Linked DNA regions of Homo sapiens: region 2 is linked to region 1. Evidence: chromatin loops called from intact Hi-C (ENCODE). Cell type or tissue: PC-9. All regions are shown on one strand. Links, peaks and the distances in the headings refer to the core of each region. The heading gives the core; the rest is flanking DNA. Region 1 holds the start of LOC105373208 (a long non-coding RNA gene). Region 2 holds the start of LINC00184 (long intergenic non-protein coding RNA 184).

Region 1 (11,651 bases), core at 2,386-10,385:
GGAAGATAAGTCATTTAATAAAAAGTGTTCTAAAAATAAATGCAAAGAAGGTATCACAAAATAAACAAATGATTGATTTGCCTCTGCACATATTTTAAAATACGTCAAAAAATAGCAACAAGTTAAGAAAAAAAGATAAACTGGGAAAATACTTTCACAACATATTCCAAAGATATCCTTAAAATATAAAGAATTGTTAAAATTAACAAGAATAACTAGGAAGAACAAGAAGAAGAAGCAGAAGCAGCAGTAGCAGCAATTAAAAGGTAAAAATTAATGTGGCCAATAAACACATGGAAATGTGCTCACTTTACCAGTAATCAAAGACAAGCTGATTAAAATATTTTATATGTAAAACGACAACTATATACATATATTTTAATCACCGGGTATTTTATCAGCAAGAACCAGTTTAAAAATATGCTGGAAAATTTACTCTCAATAGCAACTAAAGCCATAAATTACCAAGTTACAATACTATAAAAATACACTCTTTGAATTTTCTAACACATGCACAGATTTGATTAAATGAAGATCTATATCATGATTCTGAATGGGAATGTTGAACATTGTAAAGATGTAAATTCTACAAATTATTGCAAGAAATGTATCTTAACATTGTGGACGCATCTTACAAGCATAAGGCCAACAAAAGAATCCAGTAACGAAAGTTTCCACTTTTTGCAACTTACCATTTATATAAAGTTTAAGACCAAGCAAAACGAATCTATGGCAATTGGCGGCATGAGATTGTGACCTCTGGAGCAGAATCAATGTCCAAGATAGGGACACAGGGTAAATGCTGGGTGGGGTCACCTTCGTTGCTTCCCTTGGGTGGTGGATACCTGGGTGTGCTCAGTAAATCCAATGAGATGTCTGCTTATGATTTGGGCACTTTTCTGTATAAATGTTACATTTCAATAAAAGGTTACTTTAAAAAAAGGAAAAAGCATGAACTTAGGTTCTTATGCCATACTTTATAATTATAAAACATCTAGCGAAAGGTAAGTGTTAAACATAAATATTAAGTAATAAAATATGAGAGTATGTGCTCGGTGAGAGCAAGCTCGTTTTTAAAACAGTTTGCTCACTGTTTTATTCCCAGCCCGTGGAATAAAACCTGGTTCCAACAGTGCTTAATATTTATTGAGTGGATGAATTAGAAGAAAATGCCAGTGAAAAGTTAACTGGCATTGGGTTGAGAAAGGGCATTCTAAATATAAACATAATGGGAAATAAAACATATATTAAAATACTGGCATACTTAGCCGCCAAACATTTAAAACTTCTGTAAGTAAAATACATAAAGAACATAAACAAAATTAAGGTAGAAAAACAAACTGGCAAAATATTTATAATAAATATGACACTGAAAATTAATATTTTTAACAGGTTAAGCACTTAACGGTTAATAAGGAAAACACTAACATTCCTAGGGAAAATGGGTAAAAGCAAATGGACAATTTGCAAAAAAATACAAATGGCCAACAAACACATGAAAAGATGTTTGAGATGATTAATAACCAAAGAAATGCAAATTAAAACAGCAAAATACCAAAGTTTTTGGTTCGCCTATCACATTTTTCCTTCACTTACTCAACAAATATATTTTTGAGTGGCTATTACATCAGGCATGCCTGGGGATTCCATAGAAAAAGAAATCCGCTATGCCCCCACCCCTCAGGGAGCTTACATTCTGGAGAGGAACATAATAGACAATAAACAAATTATTGGGCACATATTTAGTGTGTCAAGTGATGATAATTACTATGGGGTTGGAAGGGGGAGTGTAAGTTCATGGACTGTAACAAATATACCACTCTGGAGTGTGGGATGTTGACAGTGGGGGAGGCTGTGTGTGTGGGGGGGGCATATGGGAATTCTATACTTTCCCCTCAGTTTTACCATAAACCTAAAACTGTTCTAAAAACAGTCTATTAAGGAAAGAAGCAAGAAAGAAATAGGAAGTGAGCGAGAGAGAGAGAAAAGAAAAAGAAAGAGAGAGGAAGGAAGGAAGGACGGAAGGAGAAAGAGAAGAAAGGAAAAAGGAAAGGAAGGAAGAAGAGAGGGAAGGAAGGAGAAAAAAAGAAGGAAAGATAGGAAGAAAGAAGGAAGGAAAGAGAAAGACAAAAGAGAGAAAAAGAAAGTGAAAGAGGGAGGGAAGGAAGAAAGAAGAAAAAGGAAAGACAGAAAGAAGGAAAGAAAGAAAGGAAAGACAGAAAAAAAAGAAAGAGGAAACAGGCAAGCAGAGTAAGAGAGATAGGGATGTGGGGCTGGCGGTTGGGAGATAGGGATGCGGGGCTGGCGGTTGGGAGACAGGGATGCGGGGCTGGCGGTGATGGTTGCTACTTTTTATGGAGGGTTTTTGAAGGCGTCTCTCATAAGATGGCATTTGAGCAGAGACCTGAGGAAGTGAAAGATGGAGGGCTGAAGCTTCCAGTTAGAGGAACAAGCAAAGACCCCGAGCAGGATCAGGTTTGATGTCTTCAAGTAATATCCAGGATGGGATGAAGCTGCAGGGGAGTGAGCAAGGTGTAGACAGGTAGAAGGTGAGGTTGGAGGAGTGGGTGGACGGGGAGGAATCATCCCACAGGGCCTTGTACGCACTGCAAAAACTTTAGTCTTTTGCTCTAAGAAATTAAGTCCGTTAATTAAAAACAAATGAACAGAAACAATTTTGGCTTTTACTCTGAATGAGAATCCACTTAGGGGTTTTGAGCAGAGGTGAGACATGATCTAACTTACATTGCAAGATGGTCTCTCTGGCTGCTGTGTTGGGAACAGACTGTAGGGGCAAGCGTGGGCACTTGGAGGGCAGGGAGGGGGCCACCACTGTAGTCACCCAGGCAGAGAGGTGGTGACAGACGAGGTGTCAATTGTGGAGGTGCTAAGAAGTGGTCACTTCATCTGTATATACAAAGGAGAGCCAAATAGATTTATAGAGCATAGCAGGGAAGAATCAAGAGTGACTCCAAGGTTTGGGGCAGGGGCATAGGGTAGAACCAATGGATTGTTGGGGATCATCCTACTGGAGACAAAGAATGGTTGGAGTATTGGGGAGTGAGTTAAAAAGAGAAGAGGTAGTGCCTGGAGAACGGGAGGCTTGACGTTGAGATTATGGAGGAGATGCAACTACTGGGAATGATAACACCAAAGGTGGAACCCTGCGAGTAGGTAGCTGTGTGGGGTGGAGTCAGTGGTGGGGTGGAGAGCAACAGCATTGGAGAAGAGGGCAAGGAACTGGGAGTCCAGAGAGGGAACAAGTGAAGACTCAATGTGGGTATTGATGTCACCAAGAATTATGACATGAGTTGTGTTAGAGACAGGGAACGTGAGCCATACACTGAAATCCTTAATAAATGAAGAGAGGTGTCACAGGGAGAAGTAGATGATTGAAGCCAGGAGGGGTAGCCCATGTTCTGCAACAGGAGTTTCAAAGTTAGGGGTATTTAGAGAGGGTGGAGGGAGAATGGTTTGGAAGCATCGATGGGGAAGAGGAAGCATACATCCACCACTCCAGATCAAGTAATTCAAGATATGTGGAGAAAAATGAGCTATGATGTTAAAACGCTGCAGGGAACATGGTGTCATCAGGGGAGAGCCAAGTTCTAATTAGAGCAAGAAGTTGAGAGGAGTGACCAAGTAGGAGGTTGAGGATATAGGGGATTCAGCTGATGACTGACTAGAAGTCTTCAAAAGTGGGGAGGAGTAGACGGTGCATCCAGGTTGGATGTGTTGTGTGGGAATGTGTCTGGGTGAGGTGAGATAATCTGGGAGTTTGTGGTGAAGGGTGAGATGGGAGTGGTTCTGTGGGTCAATAAGGCAGATTGCAGTGATGGATTGTTGGCCAGAGGTTTGGGGTGCTGGGAAGGGGGAGTTATGAGGGCCTTTCCAGAAGCACTCAGATCTCTGCCATTCCTCCTTGCTCCTGCTCATGGATGTGTGGAAGAAACACATGGGGAAACACACGGAGCACTGCCCTGCATCAACCCTGTGGGAGAGGGGTGGACGACGGGGAGGGTCAACCTTACCTGGAGCCTACAGAGCTCTGGGGCTCCTCTTCTCTAGCGGAGGAACCAAGAAACTCGAGCAATGCTGGGAAGGGTTCAGGAAATCCAGCCCTCCCATCCACAACTTGTGGCAGTGTAACTTGGGAGTTTGTTTTTGGAAAAAAAAATTAAAATATTTAATGAGAACCTTAAAATTGTGCTGATCCTTTGTTTTTTTAATTTCTCTTCTAGGAAAGTGTGGTAGAGACATAATCAAAGATTCAGACAAAGATATAACTACAGAATGCACATGACGGTTTTGTTAATACACCAAAAGGAAAAAAATTAAATAACGGACTCTCCCAATAAATTGTGACCATCTATAGTTTGGAATAACATGAAGATTGTTAAAAACTATGTTTACAAGAATGGCAATAACAGAGAAACACTTGCTATATAATTTTCACAATAACAAGGTGAAGAAATATTATATATATATATAATAAAATTCAAATTTTTAAGAGAAATTAAAATGTATAGAAAACATTGGAAAAGGATACACTTAATAATCTTTTTTTCAGCATGGTAGAATTGTGGGTGATTTTTGTTCCCTTTATATTTTTTAATACTTTGTACTTTTTAATGACAAATGTATATACTACCATTTAATGATAAAAATATATTTTTAAAATACTGGATAAGAATTATTCAAATAAATGCCTTATTTAAAAGTTAAATTGCAGACCAAGTGCAGTGGTTCACGCCTGTAATCCCAACACTCTGAGAGGCCAAGGTAGGAGGACTGTTTGAGGCCAGGAGTTTGAGACCACCTTGGGCAACAGAGCAAGACCCTGTCTTTGCTGGGCATGGTAGTATGAGCCTCCAGTCCTGGCTACTCAGGAGGTTGAGGCAGGGGGATTGATTGAGCCCAGGAGGTCAAGGGTGCAGTGAGCTATGATTGTGCCACTTGCACCCCAGCCTGGGCAACAGAGCAAGACCGTCTCTACAAATAAATAAGTAAATAAATAAGATACAATAAAAATTAAATTGCAAATGAAAAGTTACACTCTATCTCATCCTATTGTATACTAGAAATTATAATTTTCCTCCAATTCATTACTTTGATTATTCTACAAAATCAAGACTAAACTGGAATTCAAATCAGAAAGGCTAAGAAGCAAAGAATAACAATGGTGAACTTCAAGATAAATATCCCACATTATTTTCAAGGCAGAGGCCAGTGTTGCCTTCTGCATCTGTTTTGGGAAGAGTGCCCAAAGCCTTCAGAGGAGACAACCTTTTGTGCTGTGTCCCCTACTCCCCCCCCCATTCTTACCCTGAATAGCATTCTTTCCAAAAAAGAATAAAGAATACTCAAGGAAAACTATTAAAATGCTTGGCAAAACTACACAGACAGACACAGAGGCCAATTAAGTATAAATATTTCACACCAGAACTGTCTTTTTGACCCAGCCACTAATATCTACCCGGCCACAGATCTAAATGTTTGGATGAAAACGACAGAGCAGAGGAGGGCTGGTCAGCCAGCTGCAGAGGGGCGCCCCTTCGGAGCGTTCGCATCTGCCTGAAGAATATGTGTAGTACGTTTTCCTAGAAGCATGGAGGGGCATGCGGGTTTGACCATCTTCCTAAACCTGGAGAAGGTCACTGTTTTCCTTCAGGGATTATTCTGTCTCACCGCTTTTGTTTTTTGGTTTCCCTTGATCTAAAACAAAAGGGTCTACTTTCTTCTTTGGATTTTGAAGCTGTGGGTGCCTTTCTTCTCAGTTAATTTTTTTTTTTGTTTTCATCTGTTAAGACTTAGCTAGTTTAGGTTTTGAAAATGAACACACTGACAGCCATTGTGAGAAGATAGCCTGGCCTTTTGGAGGACAAATGCTGTGGGGTGGCGTAACCTTGAGGCTCAAGTCCTGGCACTGGCATTTAGTGTGAGTCATGCTGTATTGCTTCACCTCCTGGGCTTCAGTCTCTCCATCTGTGAATGTAGAATGACAATACCTGCTGTGCTGTAAGGTCACTGTGAAGATTAAATGAGATAATGCTTTGTAACCTGTTGGCCTCTGTGCAGTTTAAAATGATGTTTTTCATTACTTGGCTAAGTGCTGTACACCCACTGCTCTGTAGGCAAAATTCAAACAAAAAGCTTTGTAATGCTCCCACCCATTGAAAACATTACTATGTTAGCCTCTATATACATAAATTATTATAACAATACCTGGAAGGTAGGAAACACACTTTGAATTATATTGTTTCTAAGAGTGAGGATAAGGATTACTTTCATTCATTTATACTTTTTGGGCACCAATAATATGTATTTGTAAGATGAGATGGCCACTTTATAGATTGCATCTTGTATATTAAGAAACAATTAAATCTATTTTAAAAGTACAGCTAAAAACCTCCATTTCCCGAAATAGCGTGGATTAGATTACCTAAAATCTTTCCTACTACAAAACATCTAGAAATGTTAAAAACCTGTAATATTCTTTTAAATTCATTATTTGAATTCCAAGAAAGTAAGAAATATCCCTAGGGAAAAAAATGAAGATGGATCTGAACACCAAAATGTAAGCACAAGCCAATGTTGCAACAGCCTGGGTGGGGAAAGGGGAGTGAGAAAGTATGAAGTTGCCAATCTTATTAGGCAAGAGGATCTGCCTCTCTCAATCTCTATCTCTCTTTTTAAAAAATTAAATTAAAAAATTTCAAGCACTCACATAGAATACTATATGACACCTCCAAATACCTGTCACCTAGATTCATTACCAAAATCTTGCAACATTTTATCTTTATTGTTTGTATTTTTATCTTTGCTGAAGTTTTTACATTGAATCCTAGACATCATGCCATTTCACTTCACATATTCTTATATGCATATCTATTTAAACAGCACAGGAAAAGAGGTATGAGTATAAAATCAAAGAATTCAAACAGAGGCCTTATAATGTTAAACTTGAATTGGAAATATTAGCATGAACTCTCTCTTAAGAGAGAGTTTTATCTCTTAAGAGAAAAGGCCTGGCAAAAATGAAAACTCAGGAGCAAGAGGTCTTTGATGACTTCCTTTTTTCTGACACTGAAAGATGCCCCAGGATCTTCTTGGACATTTCTTGTCCCAAATCTGTAATTATTCATTTTTCCAAGGAAGCCTGGTCTTCTTAGTAAGAAATGACACTTAATGACCAATCCAGGACTGACACAGATCCTAGAATAAGCAAACAAGGACCTTGAAGCAATTACCATAACTGTATTCAATATGTTCAAAAAGTTAAGAAAGACATGGAACATAAATTTTTAAAATTAGACTTCTAGAGATGAAAACTACAATGTGTGAGATGAAAAACACACTGAATGGGATGAGGGGATTAACAGTAGATTTGACATTTTTTAAAAAGATTAATGAACTGGAGGACATAAGCAATAAAAAACATTCAAAATAAAAAATATAGAAAAAATAAGTTTAAAACATGAAAAAAGCATCAGTGAGCTGTGGCACAACTTCAAGTTTTTAATATAATAGGGGATCCTAAAGAAGGGGGGAAATAGAAAAATATCTGATGAATAATGGTCAAAATATTCCCCCCGATTTGATGAAAACTGTAAAACTACAATCCAGAAAGTTCAATGAATCTCAAGCACAAAAATTATGAAGAAAACTACACCAAGATACATCATAATAAAAATACTCAAAGCCAGTGATAAGAGAAAATTTTCAAAGCAGTACATTTATCTACAGAGGAACACATGTAAGGGTGATAGCAGACTTCTCATAGGAAACAATGCAAGTGAAAAGACAATGGTGCAACACCTAAAAAAAGCACTGAGCACTAAGTGAAAGAAAAACTCTGTAAACCTAGTATTGTATACCTAGTAAAATATCTTTCAAAAATAAGGTAAAAATAAAAACTACTTTCAAACATATGAAAGCTGAAAGAATTAATCACCAGCAGACATACACAATTAAACATTTAAGGAAGAAATATCAATTTTACAAAACTCTTAGAAAATTGAAGAGGAAGAAATGTTTTTCAACTTCTTATCTTTTCTTTTTTTTTTTTTGAGACAGTGTCACTCTGTCATCCAGGCTGGAGTCCAGCGGCATGATCTCGGCTCACTGCAACCTCTGCCTCCCAGGTTTACATGATTCTCCTGCCTCAGACTCCCCAGTAGCTGGGATTACAGGCATGTGCCACCACACCTGGCTAATTTTTGTATTTTTATTAGAGACAGGGTTTCACTATGTTGGCCAGGCTGGTCTCAAATTCCTGACCTCAAGCGATCTGCCTGCGTCGACCTCCCAAAGTGCTGGAATTACAAGTGTGAGCCAATGTGCCCAGTCGTCTTGTTTTTCAACTTCTTATGAGACAAGCATTACTGATACCAAAACCAGGAAAAGATGAAAAAAAAATCTACATATTAATATCCCTCAGGAGCAAAGGTGCAAAATTTCTAACCAAATTTTAGCAAATCAAATCTAACAATATGTAAAAAAGATAATATATGAGTTTCATATGGAGTTTATTCCAGGAAAGGAGGGTTGGTTTCATGTTGGAAAATTAATGTCATTTGTCATATTAATTAAAAATGAAAACCATATTATCATCTTGATATAAACAGGAAAAAATACGGTAAAATCAAACATCTATTCCTGATTATTCCAACATCTCAACAAACTATAAATAGAGGAAAATGTTCCCAATCCGACACAAATCATCTAAGAAAAATCTACAACTAACATCATACTTAACAGAAACAAGTCAGGAATGTTGGCTCTTACCACTTCTATTAAACATTTTGCTAGAAATCCTTGCCAGTGCAACCAGGGGAGAAAAAGAAATAAAAGGAATCCAGATTTTAAGGAAAGAAGTAAAACTGTCTTTATTCTTCATGACATGATTATCCATGTGGAAAATAGGATGGATTCTACAAAAAGGCTACTGTAATGATATAAGATCAATATACAATAATCAATTGTACTTCCATAAACTATCAACAAACAGAAATTTAAATTTCAAACAATTTAAATTGCATCAACAATATGAAGTCCTTGTCTGACAAAAGATGTGCAAGCTGTAAACACTGAAAACTATAAAACATTGTGAGAGAATTTTTTAAAGACCTGAATAATGGAGAGATGTACTATGCTCATGGGTCAGAAAATTCAATATTGTGATGTCGTTTTTCCTCAGATTGATCTATAGATTCAATATCCTTCCAACCAAAACCTGAGGGGGTTCTTTTGTGGAAATTGACAAGTTGATTCTAGGCTCTATATGGAAATGCAAAGAACCTAGAATAGCCAAAACAACTTTGAGTGAGAAGAACAAAATGGTAAGACTAATGCTACCTAATTTCAAGACTTACTATAAAGCTACAATAATCAACACAGTGTATTTGTGACATAAAGATAGATTAACAGCCCTGAAATAGATACACACATACTTAGACTACTGACTGTCAACTAAGGTTGATCCACTTTAAGTTAATTTTTCATATATTTTAAAAATTGCAAATATTTTTTGCAAGGCAATTTGGTAGTGAAAGGATAGTGTTTTCAACAAATGGTGTTGGAACAATTGGATATACATATGCAAATAAAAGGAGCTTTGATTCCTATTTTATGCTATATAAAAAATTAAAGTGGATCATATACCTAAATGTAAAACCTAAAACTACAAATATTCTAGAAGAAAATATAGGAAAAGAAATCTCTGTAACTTTGGTTTAGGCAAAGATTTCTTAGATACAGCACCAAAAACACAATTTATAAAAGAAAAACAAATTGATAAACTGAACTTCATCAAAATTAGAAATTCTCTGCTCTTCATAAGAGACTGTTAAGGAAGTAAAAAGGTAAGCCTCAGATTGGAAGAAAATATTTGCAAAGCATATACTGGATAAAGAACTCTCAAAACTCAATAATTTTTAAAAACCCACACAATGTAAAAATAGACAAAAGATTGGGACACTTTTCCAAAGAAGACATACAGATGGGAAATAAGCACATGAAAAAATGTCTAGTAACATTGGTTATTAGGGAAATGCAAATTACAATGGCCCTCCTTTATCTAGGGGGGAATATGCTCTGAGACCTCCAATGGATGCCTGAAACAGCAGATAGTACCAAACCCTATGTATACTGTGATTTCCCTATACATACACACCTATGATAAAGTTTAATTTATAAATTAGGCACAGTAAGAGATTACCAACAACTAATAATAAAATATTATATAATAAAATATTATTATAATAAAAATAATTATAACAATATACTATAATAAAAGTTATGTGAATGTGGTCTTTCTTTCTTTCTCAAAATATCTTTTTGTACTGTACTCACCTATGTTCTGGCCCATGGTTGACTGTGGGTAACTGAAACTGCAGAAAGTGAATCAGCATGCTGGGTGCGGTGGCTCATGCCTGTAATCCCAGCACTTTGGGAGGCCAAGGTGGGCGGATCACCTGAGGTTAGGAGTTCAAGACCAGCCTGCCTAACAGCCTGTCTACTAAAAATACAAAAATTGGCAGGGTGTGGTGGCACGTGTCTGTAAGCCTAGCTACTTCGGAGGCTGAGGCAGAAGAATTGCTTGAACCCAGGAGGACAGGTTGCGGTGAGCCGAGATCACGCCATTGCACTCCAGACTGGGCGACAAGAACGAGACTCCATCTCAAAACAAACAAACAACAAAAAAGTGAAACAGCAGAGAAAGGGAGACTGCTGTAAAACCACGATTAAGTACATGTACACAGTGTCACAGTTCTTTTTGTGCTGCCATAACAAAATACAGAAGACTGGGTAATTTATCAAAGAACAAAAATGTATTTCTCATAGTTTCTGGAGGCTGCAAGGTCCCAGATCAAGATGCTGGCAGGTTCCTTTGTCTATTGAGGACTGCCCTCTGCTTCCCAGATGGCGCCCAGTTGTGGCGTCCTCTGGAGGGGAGGAACACTGTGTCCTCACATGGTGAAAGGTGAAAGGGCAAGGGAGTCAAAAGCTGCACGAAATCTCTTAATCCCATTCATGAGTGAGGAGTCCTCAGGACCTAACCACCTCTTAAAGGTCCTATCTCTTGATACTATCACATTGGCCATTAAATGTCAACACCTGAATTTTGGAGGGGACACATTCAAACCATAATATACTCCTATTAAAATGGATAAAATTATAAGGTCTGACCATACTAAATATTGGAGAGAATGGGGAAGAATTGAAATTCTCATGCTCAGGAGAAATGTGCAATAGCACTTCTATGGAAAGCACATTTGCAGTTTTTTTTGAAAAGTTAAGTATATACCCTACTATCTGATGTAGCCTTTCCACTAGTAGGTATTTATCCCATAGAAATAAAATCTATGTCTGCACAAAGATTTATATAAAAATGTTCTTAGCAGCTTTATTTGTAGTAACCCCAAACTGGAAACGACCCAAATGTTCATCGATGGCTAAACAATTGTGACATAGTCATACAATAGCATACCACTTGACAATTAAAGGTATTGATACAGACAACATGTTGAATCTCAAAATAATTATGCTGAGTAAAAGCAGTCAGACACAAAGAGTACATACTAAATAATGCCATTTGTATGAATTTCTCAAAAATTCCAACATAAAGTAAATCAGAGGTCGCCTGGGGA
Region 2 (11,651 bases), core at 1,471-9,470, 53 kb before region 1:
TAGGCATGAGCCAGCACGCCCCACCCAAAATTGATTTCTTAAAGACAGTGAAGTATGATAACTGTTGGTTTGATCTTGCCCTGAAGCCGAATAAAGGTTTGACCTATGAGAATCAAGGACAATTAAAATATTAGCTTATAGCATAAAAAGAGAAGCAGACTTCCCCTTACATGCACACACATACACACACTCTCTTTCTGAAGTCAACTATACATAATTTTTAAGACATTACACATTGGATTGTTCCCACTATCACGCGATCTTGTAATGATCAGGACTGTCTTCTTTGTTACATGTAGTAGGGACCAAGATACTTTTAGGGCCTCATGAAAATGTTTGATTTTAATTTATTTTAAAATCAGGGCCGGGTGCAGTGGCACACACCTGTAATCCCAGCACTTTGGGAGGCCAAGGTGGGAGGATTGCTTGAGTCCAGGAGTTCAAGACCAGTTTGTGCAACGTGGCAAAACTGCGTCTCTACAAAAAAAAAAAAAAAAAAAAAAAATTGCGTAGTGGTGCATGCCTGTAGTCCCAACTACTTGGGAGGCTGAGGTGGGAGGATCACTTGAGCCTGGGAAGCGGAGGTCACAGTTAGTCAAGATAGCTCCACTGCCCTCCAGCCTGGGTGACAGAGTGAGACCCTATCTCAAAAAACAAATAAATAAAATCAGAACGAAAAAATATAATAATCACAAGTACATAAGAACAAATTCATATACTTTTTAATTTTATTTTTAATGAAGAAAGGAGCCCACAAAGACAAAAATACCCTCAGCATTTCCAGGCACCACAAGAGTCACAATGAGGCCCTAGTAAGGACACCAATCCAGTTGAAGTTCATGTATTCATACTGAGTACTCCTGGAAATTTTCATATTTTAAATTTATATATTGCGCAAGACTTAGTCTTTGATTTTCTAGTTTTTTCTATTTATACTAACACCTCAGAGACCTAATACATTTCATGGCCTTTGTTTACTGTCTCTATCGTAATGACTTCCAAGTCCCTCTCTTCTCTATTCTTGTGTTGGAGTTCTAATTTTGTACTTCTAAGTACCTGTTGGGTATTTCCACCTGTGTATCTCATCGCTGGCTCAGCCGACAAACACATCACTGAGCTCACCATCTTCCCCTGCTCTTCGGTTTTCTCTCTTCAATTTTCCTGTCTATTAGAGTTCCTGCTAACTCTGTAGTCATTAATGAACCAACCACAAGCTTGTCTCCTTCTTCATCCCCTTATCTGAGGACCTGATTGAGCCTCTGGTCCCATGCCCACTGCCATCCCTATTGAAGTCTCACTGCCAGTCCCTCAGCCAAGCATCCTTACTTCTCATCGAGTTCCACATGCAGACTCCTGACTGACTTCTCTGCATTCCAGCTTCCTTGTGCGATACATTCCTGACCCTCCCCGAATTGATCTTTGTACTGCTTTCATCATTTTCCTCCTCTGCTCCATAATTCCTCCGCACTTCAACCCAAACTCCTCACCCAGTTTAGAAAGCTCTGCTCACGTGGTTCCTCCCACTGTGGACAATGCATCTCCCAACACATTAACACCCACCAGAGGTGATGATTAAGGAGTCCCTTCACTCACGAACTAGACTTGCTGTCTTAGTCTTTTGTGTCTGCTCTTTCTTTCATTCATTTACTCCATTTTTGGGGTAACTACTCTGTCCCAGGCACAGACACCTTAAATGGTCCTCTATTACCTATTCCAACCCTATACAGCTTTCAAAGCTCAGGTCAACTTCCAATCCATGAAGCCCAGGTCTCCCTTCTATCACAAGTCTTTTTCCTCTGAACTCCTGGGAAGCTTAGAGACATTGTCAAACATTTAGGACTTAAACATGTGACATGAGATTTCCTGACTGTGTCACGCATGCTCTCCAGTCTGACTTGTTTGAGTTTCTGCAAAGATCTTTACAGAAGATCTATCTTCTTACCACTCAGCTGCAGCTGGCATCGAGCCCTGGCTGGACTAGTCATGCTAACCCCTTGGTTATTAATCATCGCCATGATTTTTCATGTGTTTACTATAGTATGATCCAGGCGTTGACTATACTGGGCACTTTATGAGGTTGTTATTATCCTCCGTTTTTTACAGATGAGGAAAGTGAGGCTCAGAGGGGTTAAGTGACTTCTCCAGTTTTACATAGTTTGAAAGTGGCTGACTGAGAATTTGAATATAGGTCCGACATAATTCAAATATTGTGCTCTTGACCACTTAACTAAATTAACTCTACTTTCTGATTGATTCACATATGTTGAAATCTACTCATTCTCCTCCTAGTGTCATTATGTTTGTTTATTCTCTCCTTTATATTTTTAAGGCCTGCTGGTCTATCCTTTCCAGGATCTACACTTATGCTGGACCCACTAAGCTGTCCTAGAACATCATAGTAAATGTTCACCAGATATTAATTATTTGAGTGAGAATGGTTGTGAGCATTGGGTACTCCCCCAGCCAGTACCCTTCTCTCTTGCAGTAGTATATTTTGTAGATTAAATAAAACTCAAGATAAAAAAAACAAATTAATAAATGATCAATGGAAACAGAAATTTGGAACATAAAAGTATTATTTCAAAATGAACACATTATATGTAAAAGCTCACAACCAGGAATTTCTTCAGTTGGGTTTGCAGCAATGTTATGTCACTAATACTATATTTCTCTCTGTATGGCCAAACCTGTAAAGCCTCAATATCTGATTATGGAGCACATCTAGACTGTTAAAAAGCTTTCTATAATATTAATAAAATCAAATAATAAATAAAAATTAAATTGACTAATCATAGCAATTTCATTTTGAGAATGTTTTGTAGGCTGAAGGCAAATCCTTGAGATATTTTTGCAGGAGCGTCATTGCGAAACAGAATCTGCAGTAGAACTATGTCATCTTCTGGTTCTGAGTGTGCCCTCTCATTGCTGGCAGATGGCAAGTATTTATTTGCTTGCTAGCTCTTTAGTGGAACTGGTCTTCTGTTTCCACTGTCGCCTCGTGTGACACAAACTGCCACCTATCTCCCAAGGTTCTTTCTTTGTAACAGAACCCTAGTTTTTGGCTGGACTCATTTCCCCAGTGGTAGAGGCTGCTGGCTGGTCATGTCATGAGCCCAGGTCTTCTTCTTGGGCACAACCAGATGCCATTTCTCAGCCTCCCTTGCAGTTATATGCAGCTGTGTGTTTGAGTTCTGGCCGTTAGTGAGTGGAAGTGATGTGTCCCTTCTACTCACACTTCTGTAGTCCTGGCCTACAGAAACTCACAATGGTTCTCTATACTCTTTATCTTTCCACAGCTTAATGCAGTTAAGTAACAAGATCTTGGAAGACAAGTGTTGAAGGTGAAAGAGGCACAAGATAGAAGAAACCTGGGTCCTTAGATCCTTGCTTGGAGGAAAACCACCTGCCAATCCAGAACATCATTTTGGACTTCATGTGAGTGAGAAGTAATCCTGTATCATGTTTGAGCCATTAAGCGTATTTTGATTGCTTGTTCTGATAGCTGTAAGTATCTTACTGATGTAGACATCATAAGTGAGAGACCATGTTTCCTCACCTCCCCTGCTAAGTGTAACCATGTAACTAAATTCTGGCCAATGAGATGTAAGCAGAAGTGTTTTGTGTGACTTTGAAACAGGATGCTTCAAGGAAGCTGATTTGGACGGGATGGGAAAACTTCTGTTGTCTTTTGTTCCCTTTCTTTTATAGTTCAGCACTCAGACAAAATGTCAGGAATTGCTCTGGCCATCTTGCACTTCTGTGAATGGAAACCATTTTCTAAGACAATGGGGTAGGGTGATAGAGAAGACTAGGTTTCTGATGGATGTGGAGCTGTTGGGCCCATCTGGGACTCTTAACCCCATCCACAGTGCTTTTATATTGGAGGAATCTCTTGTTTAAGCCTCTATTTTATTTCTCATAGAGACACACGTTCTTTCTATAGGAGCAAAAGTGACCATTTTAAGATTTGAATCAAGTTATGCCACTTCTTGGCTATGAATCCCTTCCTGACTTCCAGTTTACCTTAGAATTGAATTTATATTTCTACCATGGTTTATGAAGCCCTGCTTGATTTGTCTCCTGCCTACCCCAATGACCCCACCACAATTACACTGGCCTGCCTTCTGTTCTGCTGTAGTGACTGATCATTCACCTCCATGAGGCCCTACTGAAGATGTTACCTTTTCAGGGAGGTTCTCTGACCTCCCACCTACAATGGGCTCTCCCAGCTTTCGTCTGTCTCACCACCGTGTTTACTTCCTACATGGCTCTGATCACAGTCTTTAATCATCTGGTTGATGTATTTATTCATTTGTTTGTCACTATCTCCCCAACTAAAATGTAAGCTCTGTGAGGCAAAGATGGTCTCCAGTACAACGCAGTGCCTGCTGCATAGGAAGCACTCATTACATTATGAAAAATACAGCAAACATGTATGTACATTTGAATATACATAAACACTAGATGTATGTGCATGTGTACACATATATAGTTGACCTGTGACTACTGCAGGAGTTGGGGGCGCTGACCCTCCATGCAGTCGAAAATCTGACTTTTAATATAACTTGGTTTTTGGATTTATAGTGTGTGGATTTCTTTTTAAAAATCTGGCCCTGATTATAAAGAGAGAAAAAGTGGAATTAAATTTAGCCATTATTAAGAATCCAACAAATCAAATATAAGTCACAGTGAATACTAAAATTTTGAGGTGAAAAAGAAAATTAGAACTGGAGATAGACATTATAGTGCCGTCCCAGAAAATGGCAGTATCTAGCCCATGAGAGAGTTTCTTTCATATTTTTTTCATTACATGTACTAAACATAGTGATTGCTTTTTATCTTTTTAAAAAAATCTAGGCCAGTCGCGGTGGCTCACGCCTGTAATCCCAGCACTTTGGGAGGCCAAGGTGGGCAGATCACAAGGTCATGAGATCGAGACCATCCTGGCTAACACGGTGAAAACCCATCTCTACTAAAAATACAAAAAATTAGCCAGGCATGGTGTCAGGCACCTGTAGTTCCAGCTACTCAGGAGGTTAAGGCAGCACAATGGCGTGAACCCGGGAGGTGGAACTTGCAGTGAGCCGAGATCACGCCACTGCACTCCAGCCTAGACAATAGAACAAGACTCTGTCTCAAAAAAAGAGAGAGAAAAAAATATCTAAATGATTATTTGCTCTCTGTTCAAAAATCACTCAGCCAAATAGAATTTCCTGCTGAAGAAAATTATGACATAAAAATTTTAAAATTACCCCACCACTTTTTTTTGTTTGTTTTTTATCTCTGTCAGTTTGTTACCTTTATTCCTGAAAGAAGGACTCAAGACTCATGTGATACTCTAAAATAGATATTAATAGGAAATGTTCCTAGACAATGTGGGTTTGCAAGAGAAACAAAGAATTTATTGTTGACTTGATTACTAGCTCAAAGTAATCAGAAATTCCATGAAAGACACTGAAAGTTGACCTCTTTTAAAACTACTTTCAAAAGCGGAGGTTGATTTGTATTTCTTAATCAGCATCTCAGAACAATGTACATTCTTTTTGTATAGTGTCATGGGCATCTGGGACTTTGGCTTGATCAACATCCACTTCCTCCTGTGATACCAAGACCCTAGTTTTCTTTTAAAGAACCACCCCTCCCTGACTCTCAGTCTTTGTTTTCTGGTGGGGTTGACTCTTACCCCTAACCCCAGGGGTGGGGCATGTGGTCCAAGTCTGGCCAATGAGAATTTTAACCATGCTGGTGATTCAAGAATGAGTATATGTTACATGCTGAGCTTATCAGAACCAACATTGTCAGCCACAGGGGTTATGCTAGAAGTATTGGAAAGGATAAATTCTCTTCTGGGGTGGTTAAACCAATAGAAAATTAGCCTGGAGCTTCTGGTGGACATCTTGTCAAAAAAATAGTGATTGCCTGCTTGAGAATGAAATCAAGAGAGAAGAAGGCAAAGCTAAAGCCTGGAGAATATTCCTGAAGACATTTTTCAAGGATCTGGAACCACCCTTGAACTTTTTTTTTTCTTTTTTTTAGAGACAGGGTCTTGTTCTGTTGCCTAAGCTGGAGTGCATTGGTGCAATCATGGCTCACTGCAGCCTCAACTCCTAGTCTCAAATGATTCTCCTTCCTCAGCCTCCCAAGTAGCTGGGACTACAGGCATGTGCCACTGTGCCCAGTGATTTTTTTTTTTTTTTTTTTTTTTGTAGAGATGAGGTCATGTTATGTTGCCCAGGCTGGTCTTGAACTCCTGGCCTCAAGTGATCTTCCCACCTTGGTCTCCCAAAGTAACTGAATTACATGCATGAGCCACTGTGTTTAGCCTGAGCATTTTCAGGTACATAAACAAATATATTGCCCTTATTTGAGTTTCATCACTTGAAACTAAGAATCTTGACTATACACTTAATTGGTTACTAAATGAATTAGGATATAAAGATTTTTTTAAATTAGTTTGCTACAAAATTTTCTGTAATTGGAAGAAAGATGGCCATTCCTCCCCAAAGGAGCTCTTACAACTTGAATTCTTTCATCAGAAAATGCAGTTTCCTTTTGCCTATACACAATCTAAAGATTTTTTAATATACTTCTTTAGTTGCCTAAATGTTCTTTATATGTTTGTCTTGTCCTTGCAGTTCATATTAGATATTATGTTACCAATGAGCAGGGACTATGATGAATGTGTCTTTAGAACACCCAATGAAGTGCCACTTGCCACAAGAAGCTAAGTCACAATCTGATGGCCAGAGGAGGCAATCATTCTTCCTACAGTTTTGTGCATAAACCTTCCTGCCTCTCTGCTGGGGACCACCTATGGGGAAAGGAAAACTTCTCTCTCATGGCTCTCCTTTCCCAGGAAAACTTTAGCTCCTGTTGAGACCAACACCTTCCCTGGAGAATGCAGAGTGAAGGGATTAGGCCCATCACAATTTTCCATTCATGATGTTGGGTCAAGCAAGGCATCACACAGAATGAATAGAAACAGAAACAGCCCCACATGTGAAGTAGGAGCCATGCTGGAATGAACAAGGGCCACGGTATGGGTGAGTTACACGGTACAGAGCACAGGGGCTGACTGCTTTGTGCTCTTCCAGGTGGGATCATTACTTGCCAGCCTTCCAGCTGATGCCAGTGGCAACAGCACGACAGGCTGAACTGGATTCTTTATGACTATGTATTCATTAGGGGGAAAAAGCACTTCCAATGCAAATGATTGAAATGGAAACAAGATGTGCACTCTGCTGCCTAAATGAAAGCTCTACCAGGTAGGCCATTCAAACTCAATTAAGAGTAGCAAAACAGGATCTATCAGGACAGTGGCTGTAACCCCTGTCACAGAGAATGGACAGTGAGCGGTCCAAATGGATTGGGGGGCATGAATGGCACCTGACTTACAGCAGGAGCTCAGCACTTTTACTCTCTTTGCCGCTTCACTGGAACCAGGAGAAAAAGACATTAGGATGAAGGATAATGTGTGATACACACATAAAGATGAAAGCGAGAGGGACACATGCAATGTCACTTATTGGAAGGACCACTTTAGGCTGCTCTGTCCTCTCTCCCCTGAAAACATGTTCCACATTGTTTTAACCATCTGTGGCCCACTCTGGAGCTCAAGGAACCCTGGCCTTTCTGCTTTATTGTGAGCACAGCCATATGAAACTGCAATCTGGCAGCTGAAGGGGAAAGTACTTTTACTGTCTCTGCTGAGAAAGGGTTTGGATGAATCGAATCCCCTGTTATGCGTGAAATTGTACCCTCTAGAAAGCTCTGTTGATGACCCAACCCACGGTACCTGTGAATGTGACCTTATTTGAAAATATGGTCTTATAAATGTAATCAAGCAAAGATGAGATGATACTGAATTAGGGTGGGCCTCCACCAACATGACTGGTGTCCTTATGAGAAGCAAGGAAGAGACATAAGGAGAACATGGTGTGACAATTGAGACAGAGATTGGAGTGATGCATCTACAAGCCAAGAAATGTCAAGGGCCGTGAGCCACACCAGAAGCTAAGAGAAAGGCATGGGACTGACCCTCCCCTAGAGCCATCAGAAAGAGCCTGACCCTGGCGGCACCTTGCTTTTGGACTTCTAGACTCCAGAATTATGAGAATAAATTTGTGTTGCTTTAAGCCACTCAGTTTGTGGTAATTTGTTATGACAGTTCTAAGAAACTAATCCACCCTGCTAAAGAGTAAATGTCTGATGCAAAACTCACTACATGGATGAAAAGGCTGAGATATTCCGAAGAGTCATAATGAACTGTGCCGTCATCTACAAAGGAAGTGCAGCACTGCAACAACTCAAGATAGATTCTGGAGACGTGGCAGGACAGACGTGCCTACCAGACTAGGAGCACTTTCAGGACAGCGTCATGCCTTGTTCTCCTCCACATCCCTCCGTGCCTGAAAATCAGAAATGCTCAATTAAATGTTGAAAATGTCAATAAATTCATAGGAAAACGATCTCAGATAAGTCAATAACGTTATGTTATTTTATTTTATTTTTGAAATGGAGTCTTGCTTTGTCACCCAGGCTGGAGTGTAGTGGCACGATCTCAGCTCATTGCAACCTCTGCCTCCCAGGTTCAAGCGATTCTCCTGCCTCGGCCCCCTGAGTAGCTAGGATTATAGGCATGCACCACCACGTCCAGCTAATTTTTGTATTTTTAGTGGAGACGGAGTTTCACCATGTTGGTCAGGCTGGTCTCGAACTCCTGACCTCGTGATCCACCCACCTCGGCTTCCCAAATTGCTGGGCTTACAGGTGTGAGCCACCGCACCCAGCCATGATTAACCTTATTTTATGATGTCATGTAAGTCCTTACCACCACCTTCCATGAAGACGTAACTGACAAAGACATCTGATTTGATGCTTTCATTGGAGAAACCCACCCTTGGCCATTGAAGAGCACAACTTTGGGTTTCTTTGAGATTTAATCTGGTCCTTGGATTCCCAAATGGCAGACGTGGCCAGTAACAGCTTTTTACAAATCTTCAAATCCCACTGACACTGGGATTCTGCCCCTCAGACGTGGCTGTGGTTTTTTCACTGGCAGGGCAGGATATGTTACTCTCCGCTTAACATCGGCCCACTCACAGTGTTAGTTAGCCTGCTGTTTCATACATGAATCCATCTGAAATGCCTCCGAGTCTCCAGGTGAAGGGTGCTGCCATCAGCAGCAGCCAATAAATGAAATAATACCAAATATAAAATCAGCCACATTGGTCTCCTGGAGGTAAATAGAGCACAGGGGCGTTTCATTTACTGAAAGGCCAGAATTGCGATACCTGTAAATGTTGAATGTGAATGTGTTTTATAAAGTGTAAAGGGCTGTAAAGAAGTCAGTTATTATGTTTATTATTGCTCCTGCTCTGTACACTTGATCAAATGACAAACCCAAAGGCTCACCTCTCTGGGCTCCGGTTTCCTTACTCAAATGAGGGAATTATGTTTAATATCCCAAGCTCCCAACTAAATCTTTTTTTTTTCCTTTGACTCTATGAATCTATCAGCAGGAACTTCCATCCAAATTCCTGAAATGTGGGAATATATTTGATGACGCTGTTTACATATAATATTAATTTATTTTGCATAAATTTTTCAGAATATGTTTTGTATAACATAGAAGATGAAGGGGGAAAAAGTAAAGTAAGATGGGAAAGTAGGCCATAAGGAAGGATAAGGAGAAACGCTTAAGAAAATCCACCTATTATAATAATTAAAATTCAGCTTACCTGGAAAGGGGAGGAGAGCATTTATGATTAACATGAATGTAGTCTGTGCTCATTGCAAAGTAAATTTTCAGAAAAAAAGGGCAAAATCTGATTATTTTAATCGTCAGATTAAATGCAATTAGAAATCCCACCTACCTTTTAAAGTAAACAGCAAACTTAGTATTTTACTACATAAAAGAAACAATTGAAATAATCCTAACTTCAGGTTATCGTTGCATATAACAGAACATTATATTTGAAAATGATCCTCATTGAGTTTTTTGGATTCAACAACTTTTTCTGTGGCTAAAAATGTCCCTTGAGTTTCTGAAATCTGCTAGAATGCTGGGAAGAGCTGTGCAGAAATACCTCCAAAGGGTCAGAAAGTAATTTAGGATTTTTAATTCAATGGAATCAATCTTTCTTGTGTATTTTTACTTACTTTTTTAGACAATAGGCCAATGATTGTAGGGTTTGTTCTAGCCTTGAAACCAACTCTCTGCAGAGCAATTCCTGTTTCCACAAAGGGTGCATCAGGATGCATGGGACCCCCGGATCACAGGCCCCACGTGTGAACGAAGCAACACAGACCATGGATAACAGAGACCTCTCTAGGGTGAGTTCTCTTGAGATGCAGGGCACGATCAACAGGACGAACAAGCCTAAAGATGACAAATGGGTATACTGGCATGGGCTGGACGAAAGGAGGCAATAGGGCTAAAAACACAGAACCAAACCTGTCATTTCTCTCCACAACTTCCTTTTGATCTCAAATATCATGTGTTCTCACTTATAAGTGGGAGCTAAACAATGGGTACACTTGGGCATGAAGATGGAAATCATAGACACTGTGGATTCCAAAGTAGGGGAGAATGGGAGAGGGGCAAGGGTTCAAAAATTACCTGTTAGGCACTATGTTCACTATCTTTTTTTTTTTTTTCTTTTTTGAGACGGAGTCTCGCTTTGTCGCCCAGCCTGGAGTGCAATGGCGCGATCCCGGCTCACTGCAACCTCTGCCCACCAGGTTCAAGTGATTCTCCTGCCTCAGCCTCCTCAGTAGCTGGGACTACAGGCATGCGCCACCACGCCTGGCTAATTTTTGTATTTTTAGTAGAGACAGGGTTTCGCCATGTTGGGCAGGCTGATCTCAAACTCCTGACCTCAAGTGATCCGCCCACCTCGGCCTCCCAAAGTGCTGGGATTACACATGAGAGCCACCGCACCTGGCCTATGTTCACTATCTGGGTAACAAGTACACTAGAAGCCCAATCCCACTGTTATGCAATATACCCATGCCTATGTACGTGTACCCCCTGAAAACATGCATATGTACCCCCGAATCTAAAATAAAATAAAAGAGATGCAGAAAAGAATAATTTAAAAAATATTTTGAGAAATGTATAACAAGAGCCATAAAAGTGTTTATATTCCCTTGTCCTAGTAATTCTGCTTGTGGATATTTATCTTAACAAAATCATCAGAAATGTGTAGAATGATTTATGGATAAGCATGTTCACTGAAGCATTCCTTAGACTATAGGAAAATTTGGGAAAAAAACCCCAATATACAAAAATGAGGAAACACTTAAATTAATCGTAGTCCATTCAGATGATGGAATGCAGTGTAGATATGTAAAAATCATATTTTCAGAGATGGCTGTTGATCAATGAAAATGCCCAATCTATAACATTCCATGAAAAAGACAGATATACAGCCATATATTCCATACAATTATAATTTTAAATATGTATGAATGTGTGTGTATATATAATATATGTGAAAAAATTGGAAAGAAATACACTAAAATGTTAACTCATTATCTCTAAGTGGCAGGATTATGAGATTACAGGTGATTGTTTCTGGTTCTTTGTATTTTTTAGTATTTTTTTTTATTTTTTTGAGATGGATTCTCACTCTGTTGCCCAGGCTGGA

What was found. A loop is a pair of places that touch in the nucleus more often than their neighbours do. Peaks named below come from ENCODE experiments on the same cell type or tissue, not always from the same donor. Only the 100,000 strongest peaks of a DNase experiment are listed, where the experiment ranks them.
Region 2: it touches region 1 in a loop (5-fold over the local background); 19 of 110 quality-filtered maps call a loop at or near these places.

What each region holds. Positions count from the first base shown.
Region 1 is chr1:234,678,451-234,690,101 of GRCh38, forward strand. It overlaps LOC105373209 (a long non-coding RNA gene), which reads left to right. Exons shown (of 3, transcript NR_188651.1): 2 at 2,361-2,475; 3 at 4,242-4,731. It overlaps LOC105373208 (a long non-coding RNA gene), which reads right to left and starts at 10,680. Exons shown (of 3, transcript XR_949287.4): 1 at 10,354-10,680; 2 at 4,032-4,149; 3 at 1-899. In PC-9, for the core only: no CTCF peak of the experiment used is centred there; a DNase peak (open chromatin) is centred at 5,951; H3K4me3 peaks cover 288 bases; H3K27ac peaks cover 1,291 bases.
Region 2 is chr1:234,626,313-234,637,963 of GRCh38, forward strand. It overlaps LINC00184 (long intergenic non-protein coding RNA 184), which reads left to right and starts at 2,999. Exons shown (of 2, transcript NR_033927.1): 1 at 2,999-3,435; 2 at 6,636-8,468. In PC-9, for the core only: no CTCF peak of the experiment used is centred there; a DNase peak (open chromatin) is centred at 5,589; H3K27ac peaks cover 3,390 bases.